3 separate regions of the Homo sapiens genome follow, and regions 1 and 3 are each linked to region 2. Evidence: chromatin contacts called from ENCODE Hi-C or POLR2A ChIA-PET data. All regions are on one chromosome and are shown on one strand. The core of a region is the stretch at or near the end of the contact, and the rest is flanking DNA. Distances in the headings are between cores, read along the strand shown.

What was found. Hi-C counts contacts between places; a loop is a spot of excess contacts on that map. ChIA-PET counts read pairs that join two places held with the same protein, here RNA polymerase II (POLR2A). Pooled maps may share reads with other maps.
Region 1: a loop to region 2 is called in a map of naive thymus-derived CD4-positive, alpha-beta T cell, with 8 times the contacts of the local background. The contact joins the promoter of ASB2 here to the promoter of GPR68 in region 2. A Hi-C loop is called at or near these places in 1 of 168 maps with a recorded cell type or tissue (naive thymus-derived CD4-positive, alpha-beta T cell), 9 of 37 single-sample maps with no recorded cell type and 7 of 50 pooled maps. POLR2A ChIA-PET finds 5 or more read pairs at or near these places in 1 of 52 experiments (activated naive CD8-positive, alpha-beta T cell).
Region 3: a loop to region 2 is called in a map with no recorded cell type, with 14 times the contacts of the local background. The contact joins the enhancer-like site here to the promoter of GPR68 in region 2. A Hi-C loop is called at or near these places in 7 of 37 single-sample maps with no recorded cell type and 8 of 50 pooled maps.

The regions. Positions count from the first base shown.
Region 1 is chr14:93,974,982-93,978,095 of GRCh38, forward strand. It overlaps ASB2 (ankyrin repeat and SOCS box containing 2), which reads right to left and starts at 1,589. Exons shown (of 10, transcript NM_001202429.2): 1 at 1,453-1,589. It overlaps LOC107984663 (a long non-coding RNA gene), which reads right to left. Exons shown (of 4, transcript XR_001750861.2): 4 at 2,444-3,114. RefSeq lists an enhancer at 70-641.
Region 2 is chr14:91,243,329-91,246,214 of GRCh38, forward strand. It overlaps GPR68 (G protein-coupled receptor 68), which reads right to left and starts at 1,376. Exons shown (of 2, transcript NM_001177676.2): 1 at 969-1,376. RefSeq lists enhancers at 1-13, 1,073-1,574, 1,094-1,143.
Region 3 is chr14:93,958,760-93,961,556 of GRCh38, forward strand. All of the region lies in intron 2 of ASB2 (ankyrin repeat and SOCS box containing 2), which reads right to left. Among named protein-coding and RNA genes, the nearest start is that of MIR4506, 12 kb to the left of the region's middle. RefSeq lists an enhancer at 306-1,505. Within about 2 kb of position 1,257, at least 8 of the 41 ENCODE cell types and tissues checked have a DNase peak (open chromatin) inside an H3K27ac peak, as active enhancers do.

The DNA of each region.
Region 1 (3,114 bases), core at 339-2,838, 2.7 Mb after region 2:
ACCCAGCGGAGCTGCTGCCAGCTTCTTGGGGACGCTGTGCAGCACATGGGCCTGCCACCAGCTGTCAGGACCCGTCCAACTGTTTTGGAAGTGCCTCGAGCATCTGCCACTGTCTGCCTCATGGTGCTTCTGCCCAGGCAGAGGTCAGGGCTGTGGCGGGGGTGCTGGCCCCAGCTGGCTCTGCCTGCGTCCCTCTGAGCCCCCTCAAGCCCTCGCCTCACGAAACAAGCTTATCTTCAGAAGAGCATTCCTGTCCTGTGCAGGGGCTCAGCTTCTGCCCTGCTTCAGGCCTTCCTCATTTACCTGCCCTCCCTAGGAGTCACCAGCCTCCTTGCCTCCTCATTCCAGTGCATACCCCTGGCTTCCCGAAGAGCCACCGAAGCCAAATCTCACATCCTCCAAGGGGAATGGGCCACTGAAATGAAAATGATTCTCCACCTAGAGGCACCAGAAACCAAGTCATGTTTCTGGGCCTCCACCTCTGGGGCCTGAGATGTGAACACACGGGTGGGAGTGTAGGTGCCTGGCTGTGTCCCTTCATATCCCAGATGCTCAATGCATGTGGCTATGTGCATGCCGTCCTCTGCTCAAAAACTCTCAGAAAGTGTTCCAACTTCTTGCTTGGCCTGGAAGGATGTGCCTCTCCCTCTGGCCTCCCCTTCTAGCCTCACCCCCATTTTTCACATGCAGAACCCTTTGCCAGAGCCACATTTCACTTTCCATCATCACCCCAGGTCCCTTGACTTCCCTGCCTTTGCCCAAGCTGCTCCTCCACCTGGAGGTCTCTGTTTCCACCCTGAGGCATCCCACCCATCCTTTCAAAGGCCATGGCCTCCTTAAATGTGTCATGCATATGCGTGTGCACACACATGCATGGTATTCTTGCATCCCTGCATTCCACAGCTTTGTTGGATCTCACATAAATAACATTCCTCCATTTCCTCTCCTAATCCCCAAACAGTTGAAAGCAGAGCACATGGCACCTTGGCTGCTATGGTCTCCCACAATACCGTGCATGCCTAGGCACTCTGCAACAGCTACATTAAATTAACTCCCACTCATGAAAACCTCTATCTGTGCGCCTGGCCTGAAAGCATTTCTGAAAGTCACTTGTCTGACACAGATACCGCCCAAGACCTACAGACCCAACAATAGCATCATTGATAAGTCCTTTTGCATTTCCATTTTTAGAAGTGCACAGCAGAGTGATATTCTGAGCCAGAGTCCTCCAGAAGAATGGGTAAGTACATGCAAATTGCTGAGTCTCTGTTCATTGCATCCAAAACGAAAGTCACCAGCGTGCTGTATAACTCAAGAAAATACGAGAGAGAGGGAAAAGCAACATCACAGTTTGACTACAAGCGGTTTCCAGTAAGTACTGCAGCCGAAAATCCCCACCAGCCAAAGAATCTTTTGCAAGATCTGTATAAGAAAGTTGAAAGCATGCATTACCTGTTAGGCTCTGAAACAAGGGTACAATTCAGGGGTAATACAAAGGATTTTCTTGAAAGTGTCTTAATTCAGAACATGCTCCCCGAGTTTTCCTTCTGCCCTGGCCCCAAGCTTCTGGCTGCTCTGCCAGGCAGTTCTGAAACGCTGTCCTTTGAAGCAGGGAGTTTATTTTGGGGCCACCGCATGACCAACGTTGACAAGCCAAACTATAAGATGTTATACATCTCAGATTTCCTGTTTGGAGGTTGCACTGAGGAAGCTGCAATCCTGCCTTCCGTTCCTCCGGGTGCATCGAATACAGACTCTCACTTCAGAGAGGATCCCGGAGCTTTGGCCCTCACGTGATGTCATCATTTGTGATCCTTGACATGGAGGCCATATATGGGTATGTTTCTGGAACTACCCAGGGGAGAGCCAGACAGGAGAGAGATGCAGTGGGTCAGAGACAGAGGCAGGGAACGAGGACGAGGAGACGCATAGTTGGGAGACAAAGAGTGAGGAGCAAGGGAGGAGGAAGAAAGGGGAAGAGGAGAAGTAAAGGCAACAAAGGAGGGAAGGCAAGACAGCAGGAAGGAAGAGGATGGAGTGAAAGAGAAGGGAAGAAGGGGAGAGAGGAGATGAAGGAGTTGACGTAAAAGGGCTTTGGAGAAATCAAGGTTTGGTGCTGAGCTTGTGGCAGCATTTGGGGATAGCAGGTGTCTGGCTGCTGGATACTGTGGGGTGGGGCTGGGGATACAAAGGGCCAGGGTACAAATGAGCCAACAAACAAACACAGAGGCATGCGGGCAAGCCCTGGGCAGAGATATACAACAGAAGAGAGCCCTTCCTCCTGGTCTAGGGAAGAACGTCCCATTTCTGGAATAGGTCAAATGTCAAAGACAACACATACACAGCCACATGCACTGAGCATCCGGGATGTGACAGGACATGGCCAGGCACCTACTCTCCCACCCGTGTGTTCACATCTCATGCCTCAGAGTTAGGGGTCCAGAAACATGACTTGGTCTGTTCCTCTAAGGGGAGAATCATTTTTGTTTCAGTGGCCCATTCCCCTTGGAGGATGTGGATTTATGATGGCCACAGCATGATTTCTCACTGATTCAAACTCAGGAAACCTCAGGATGCCTTTACACGCACTTCGAATATTCCACAAGGAAATACATCTCAGTATACAAGGTGCCACGGGGTTGAGTCAAGGTTCTGGAGGTCTGACTGGTGCTAAAGATGGGAAGGACACCAGTGGTCCCCAGGCAGTCCCCCAGCTTCCCTGGTACCTGCCAAATTGCTCATCACCCCAGCTGGGTCAGTCTTCCCAGGCCACTGTGGCTGGGTGGCCCTCAAAGTTAGCTCAAGTTCAGCCCCTTCCAGACCCATGTGCTATGGAGGGAGTGTAGGAGAAGGGCAGAGAAGGGGCTGTCAGATTCTTTTTACTTTTTGGAGACTCTGCTACCCAGTAGGATGTTCCCCGAGAGACGTCTCTGTGGGACGGCTCCCCGAGGCCGGGCTGCTTTCCTGGGCTCCTTGCTGGAGGCAAAACACAGGTTCCTCTACTTCCTGCCCACCACCTGCCCCTTCCCAATCTGACCTGGAAGGTGGGCTGTGGCCAGGCCAGGCCCCTCCTAGGTTGCCCTCTGCCTCATGGGCATGCACACATGCACACAC
Region 2 (2,886 bases), core at 126-2,625:
CCATGTTTTCAACGCCCACTGAGGAAAACCAGCCACGTGGCCAGTCCGTAGTTTGGGAAGGCATTGGAGAAAAGAATCAAAATAACACTTTATTACCCAGCTAAAAAATTGAGAAAAACTATAGAGTGACTCAACGCCTGAAAGCAAATCTTTAGCAAATGCAAATCAGCATAGAGGTCTCTGAGGACTTTAATGACCAAGAGAAATTAAGCTCCCAACAGGAAGGAAAGGCCTCTCTGACTAAGCTAGGAGTCTCTTGCATGTCCCAAGTCAGAAGGCGGAGGTGCCTAAATGCTGGATTCCAGCTGGCACATAAATAGTGATCTAACTCGCCCCCCCTTTCGTGCAGCACACACCGGCACGCACACAGACAGTTACTCATGGTGCCAGGGCTGCTCACGGAACCCCAAACCCACAAGAGCTGGGGAGTTTCCCCAGGGCCCAGCTTCCTTTTCCTTCAGTTGGCCAAACCTCTGCATGCTTTAAGCAAGGCTGTTTCATTTTCTGAAAGTGCTTTATTTTTCCCTCTGAGGAGAGGGGAAACATCAGGATGCATTTTTCCTTAGTCCCCATTTTCCCCCCAGATCGCCTCACTCCAGCAACAACGTGGACCATAGCATCTCACTTCTAGAACCCTTGTCACTGTTTCAAAGGTCAGTCCCATCTGGGCCCACGAAGTCCCTGTGAGTCAGGTGGGCTGGCATTGCTAAGCCATTTCTCAGAACCTGAAGCCCAGAGAGGCTAATGCAGGGAGGCTCAAACTCACACAGTCAGTTGGGGTGGATCTGAATCCAGAACCCACGTGTCTAGGCACCAACTTGCTGCCTTTGAGCTTTTTGGATCACAAGCAATAGCAAGAAATACACCTGACATCGCGACCCAGAACACAGACACACACACACACACACACACACACACACACACACACATCTGTACAAAGCAACAAACTTCCCCAAAGCAATACTTACCCTACTTCTTGCCACGCACTCTGATCATTTCTATTCTATTTCAATTTTTTAAATGCAGGTCATGAGCTATGAAGTTGATTTACTGACCCATGAATGGGTCACAACCCGCAGTTTGGAAACAGCTGGATGGACCCCCACCTGTGCTTTCCAGCTTCTCCTAGAGCCTCAGGGCCCCAGGAAGGCAGTGTGGTCTCTGCAACCAGGTGAGGAGCAGGCAGCTGCTGAAATCAGGATGGAGGGAGTCCTCTGAGGGGGGACTCTGAAACGAGTCCTCTCTGACTCTGCCTGCCCCAGCTAGGCTCTGCCTTCAAACCTCAAACAGCTGGGCTTCCTGCAGAGGCTCTGCAGGAGCCTGGGCACCCTTGCAGCCACGATCCCAGCTCTCCCTCCAGCGACTTCCCGCAGCCTGAACCTCCCAGCTCCGGCTAGAAAATCCCCAGCTGGAGGCTGCCCATTCCCGAGCTGAGGCAGAATCATGTGAACTCCAATCTGGTGTCAGGCTGGGCGGTTGCCGAGGAACCACTCGCCAGCCAGAGGCTGAGGGCGGCGGAATGGCTCTCTCCACGCATCTTCCTCTGCTCTCCATGCAACCCAGAGTCAGTGAGCAGCCTCGCTGGGAATGTGAAAGCCTGAGCTAGGGGCAGGTGCCCTCAGGACTGTGGTGGGGGGATACAGGAGGAGGGGGTGGGCTAATTCTAGCCACCTTTCAGCACCTACAGGATACCGGGATCCAGGCAAGGGTGGGGGAAGCCGCCAACATCTGGGTCACTGGGGCTCAACCCTGGCCATGTGCATGAGAACATACCTGGGAGCCTACAAAAAAAATACCAATGCCCGGGCCCCACCCGGGGCTGGTTAAATCATGTTTCCTGGAAGTGACGTGCCAGCATCAGTGGCTCTAAAGCTCCCTGGACTGTTCTAAAGTGCAGTGAAGGTGGGCAGCCACGGATGTGGTGAAGCAGGTAGGATCCTGTTTGGCAGAGCAGCAGAGCGAAGGCAGTGGAGCTAAGGCTCTGGGCATCAGTAAGGATAGGGCGGGCATCAATGTTTTCAACTGTGTCGGTCCCCAGAGAAGGAATCAAGCCCAGGGCTCTGGCCCCGGGGGCCCTTCTGGCTCTCAGGAGCACTTACTAAACTCCCTCCCTCACACACATAACACGGAGGATGGAAAGGCCCAGCATTTTGGCGTAACCACCTCCCTCCAAGGCAGACTCCTTGGAAGCTGATTATAAGCTACGTTGCCAGAGCCAGGAAGCCAACAGATACGGTGCATGGGGCCACTGGGGGTGCGAGTCCTTCCTGCTGGAAGTGGCCAGAGCCCTGTGCTTGGTCCCTGCTCTGGGGACCAACACAGTTTAAAACACTGATGCCCATCTTATTCATGCCAAGAGCCTTGGCTCCACTGCCCTCACTCTGTTGGTAGGGGGTCTAAGGAAATCCCCTTCAGTGGGGCCTGGGCCCTCCAAGCAAATGCTACCACATAGCAGGCCTTTTAAAAACTATTTCCGGCCAGGTGCGGTGGCTCACGCCTGGAATCCTAGCACTTTGGGAAGCCGAGGCGGGTGGATCACCTGAGGTCAGGAGTTGGAGACCGGCCTGGTCAACATGGTGAAACCCCATCTCTATTAAAAATACAAAAATTTGCTGGGGGTGGTGGCGCATGCCTGTAATCCTAGCTACTCGGGAAGCTGAGGCAGGAGAATCACTTGAACCTGGGAGGCAGAGGTTGCGGTGAGCTGAGATCATGCCATTGCACTCCAGACTGGGCGACAAAAGCGAAACTCCGTCTCAAAAAAAAAAAAGTTTCCTACGTCAGTTGCTTCTTGCAGGCCTTATGTTACGAGCAAAGGCTTCAGCTTGTTGTGGTGCAGTAGCGTGCATTTAGACACACGTGCTACTTCTGAGTTGCGGAAGTGTG
Region 3 (2,797 bases), core at 7-2,506, 2.7 Mb after region 2:
AGCCCTGTCGTCTTGATGAGGCCCTGGGCTTCCACCTCCCAGGATCCTTGGGTCACGGCCACCCTCATACTTAGTGCATGTGTGGCCTCCAGTTACCTGCCATTGTTAGAATGTTTTTAGCAGGATAATAAAGCACTGGGAAAAAGCCCACTGCACCATCTAAACGAGGACCTGTCTCTGCATAGTAATGGCAGCAGCAATGGTGGCCGGGATGTTGAGGTTGATGGAGGTGGAGGGAGCTGGTGATGATGACAGTTTCTAACAACTGTGCAGGGCAAATGTTCACAAAGTCATGCCGAGCCTCTCCTCATTTCCATTCTCCTGCCACCATTGATGGAAGCAGCGGGTGTGCTGTTCCCATTTTGCAGATGAGGAAACAGACAGACTGAGTTCCATTCAACAAAGAGTTCCCAGCTCTGGCTCAGTCCCAGGCCCACTCTGGGTGGTGATGCAGCTCATTAAAATTTATCTTTTTGTGGATCCTGAGGATATTTGGAAGTCAGCAGAGAGGGAGACAAGGCCACACACAGCCACAGAGTCACAGAGGACGGGCTGAGATCGGGGCAGAAGGGCTCATTCTGGGAGCACTGAGATCCGAGTGCATCCACTGGCTTTGGGGCTGGCAACTGGGCAAGGCGACCGCTCAGAGTTACTGAGTCGTGAGTCTCAGGGCTGGCTGGGGAGCCAGGGCCCCTGGCTGGGTTTCGTGCTCTCGCCAATCAAGGCTGGAGGCCCCATTTCCCCTCGGGCCCCAAGCAGGGGAATTCCCAACAGAGCAAACCTCCTGGGCTGAGTCATCACAGGCGAGAGGAGCCTGGCCTCGGCAGGATGTGGGTGTAGGTCATGCCCTGGAAGAGCCCCAGGTAGGGCCTCTGTCCTTTGTGTGTCACTGGGCAGGTTCTGGGGTGGAGAATGTGTCACCGTCACCTGACCCTGGAGTCCAGCTTGTCATGAATTCAGGCACGGTCAGCCTCAGTGAGAGCAGAGAATGGGCTGGCAGGACAGTGCTCCTAGCCTCTCGGTGAGTCAATGGATGGCTGCTCTGTCTGAGTTAGTAAGAAGCCCAGGTCAGCCCCAGGGAGGCAGTGATTGGGCTGGGCCTGGCTGAATGCAGGGGGCAGGTAGGCACCTTAATAGAGGAGGGAGCTAACAAAATCGATTCCGCCCCACGCCCGCCAACATGTCACCAGTCCACCCCACACCCGCCACTGTGCCATGAGTCTACCCCACGCCCACCCCATGCCACGAGTCCACCCCACGCCCACCACTGTGCCGTGAGACACATGTGACTCATTGAGCACTTGTTATAACAGGCACATTGCACCAAGCATCTCATTTAATTCCCCAGTCCACTTGGTGAAGGAGATGTAATTGGCTTCCTTTGCAAATGAGAGAACTGAGGCTCAAAGAGGCTTGCTTCCTCTAGTCTGCTTGATGAACTCCTATTCATCCTGCAAAGCCTACTTCCTTGACTAAGTGAATTGACCTTTTCCAGGGTCCCTCTGTAACTGAGGAAGCTGTGCTCTCCCTGCTGTGTCATCAGGTAGTTCTGGGCCTTCACCCTCATTAGACTGTGATCTTAGGGAGAGCAGGACCCAGCCCTGATTCACAACCTGGCATATCATAAGTGCAGAGTAAGTGTGGGTGGCTTGATTTGAATTGTTTGAAGCTGTGCACACAACAGCCTCAGCCAGTTCCTGCTTCATGTTTTCCTCCTTTGTCTTCTCAGAAATGTATCTTAAATGAAATGCAGAGGTTTAAAGATTAGGAAGACCCAGCCTCCTGGACTCACTCTGGCTGGTCCATTCATGGAAACCTTGGGCTCTGCACTTCATGGGTTCATGGACCCCACTTCTCCATGGAACAGGAAGCTAGGTCTGTCCCTTTGGGGTCCCTTAGGGGACCAAAGCTTGGCAAATGATCCTCATTTGATCCTCATCAAATTCTGTGCCTTACGTTGAGGTGAGACAGAAGCAAATTGGGAAATGGTTTTTAACAGAATTCTGTTTTCTTTGGGATACTGATCTTTCATTTCTAAGATCCAGAAGACTCAGTGGACTCCATTTTGGTCACAATATAATAATGATCAATTGCATTGCTAGAGCTTTTTATTGGTTTCAAAGGTATTTATTTGTTTAAAAACATTTATTAGGTAGCTACAATGATCCAGGCTCTAAGCTGGGCACTGGAGATAAATAAATAAATAAATAAATAAATAAATAAATAAACAGTATCAGCTCAGCTCTCTGTCCCCTAGGAGGTCACAGTCTAGTTGGGAACACTCTCAGGAGGGTGTCCCAGGAAGACCCAAGAAGCTTGTCTGTGAAGCAGAGGCCATCATGAGATTGGTGCTGGAGCACTCAGACAGGGCCGGGGAGGTCAATACGAGCTGCAAGATGTGGGAAGGCTCCAACGCCCACCTCATCTTATTTGCTTTTCACAGGAATACTGCAAGGGGAGCACAGCATGTTTTTGTTGTTGCTGTTATAAAGATGAGGCCACTGGGGCTCAGATAGGGTTAGCCACCCACCTAAGGTTGCACAGCCAGTAAGTGTAGAGGAAGAATTTGAATCTCTAGACCTACTTCTCTTTCCACTCTGCTGCCTTTCCATCTATTCCTTTATTCACCCATTCACTCATTCACAGATAGCCATGTGGTGCCTGCCACAGGTCAGACACAGCGCTTCACTGGAGGCGTAGGTTAATGGCAGAAGCAGAGAAATAAATAAGAATTGTAAGTCAAGGTGAAGGCCACAGAGGAAACAGCCATGAGAGCAAGTAAGAGGTGAAAAACCAG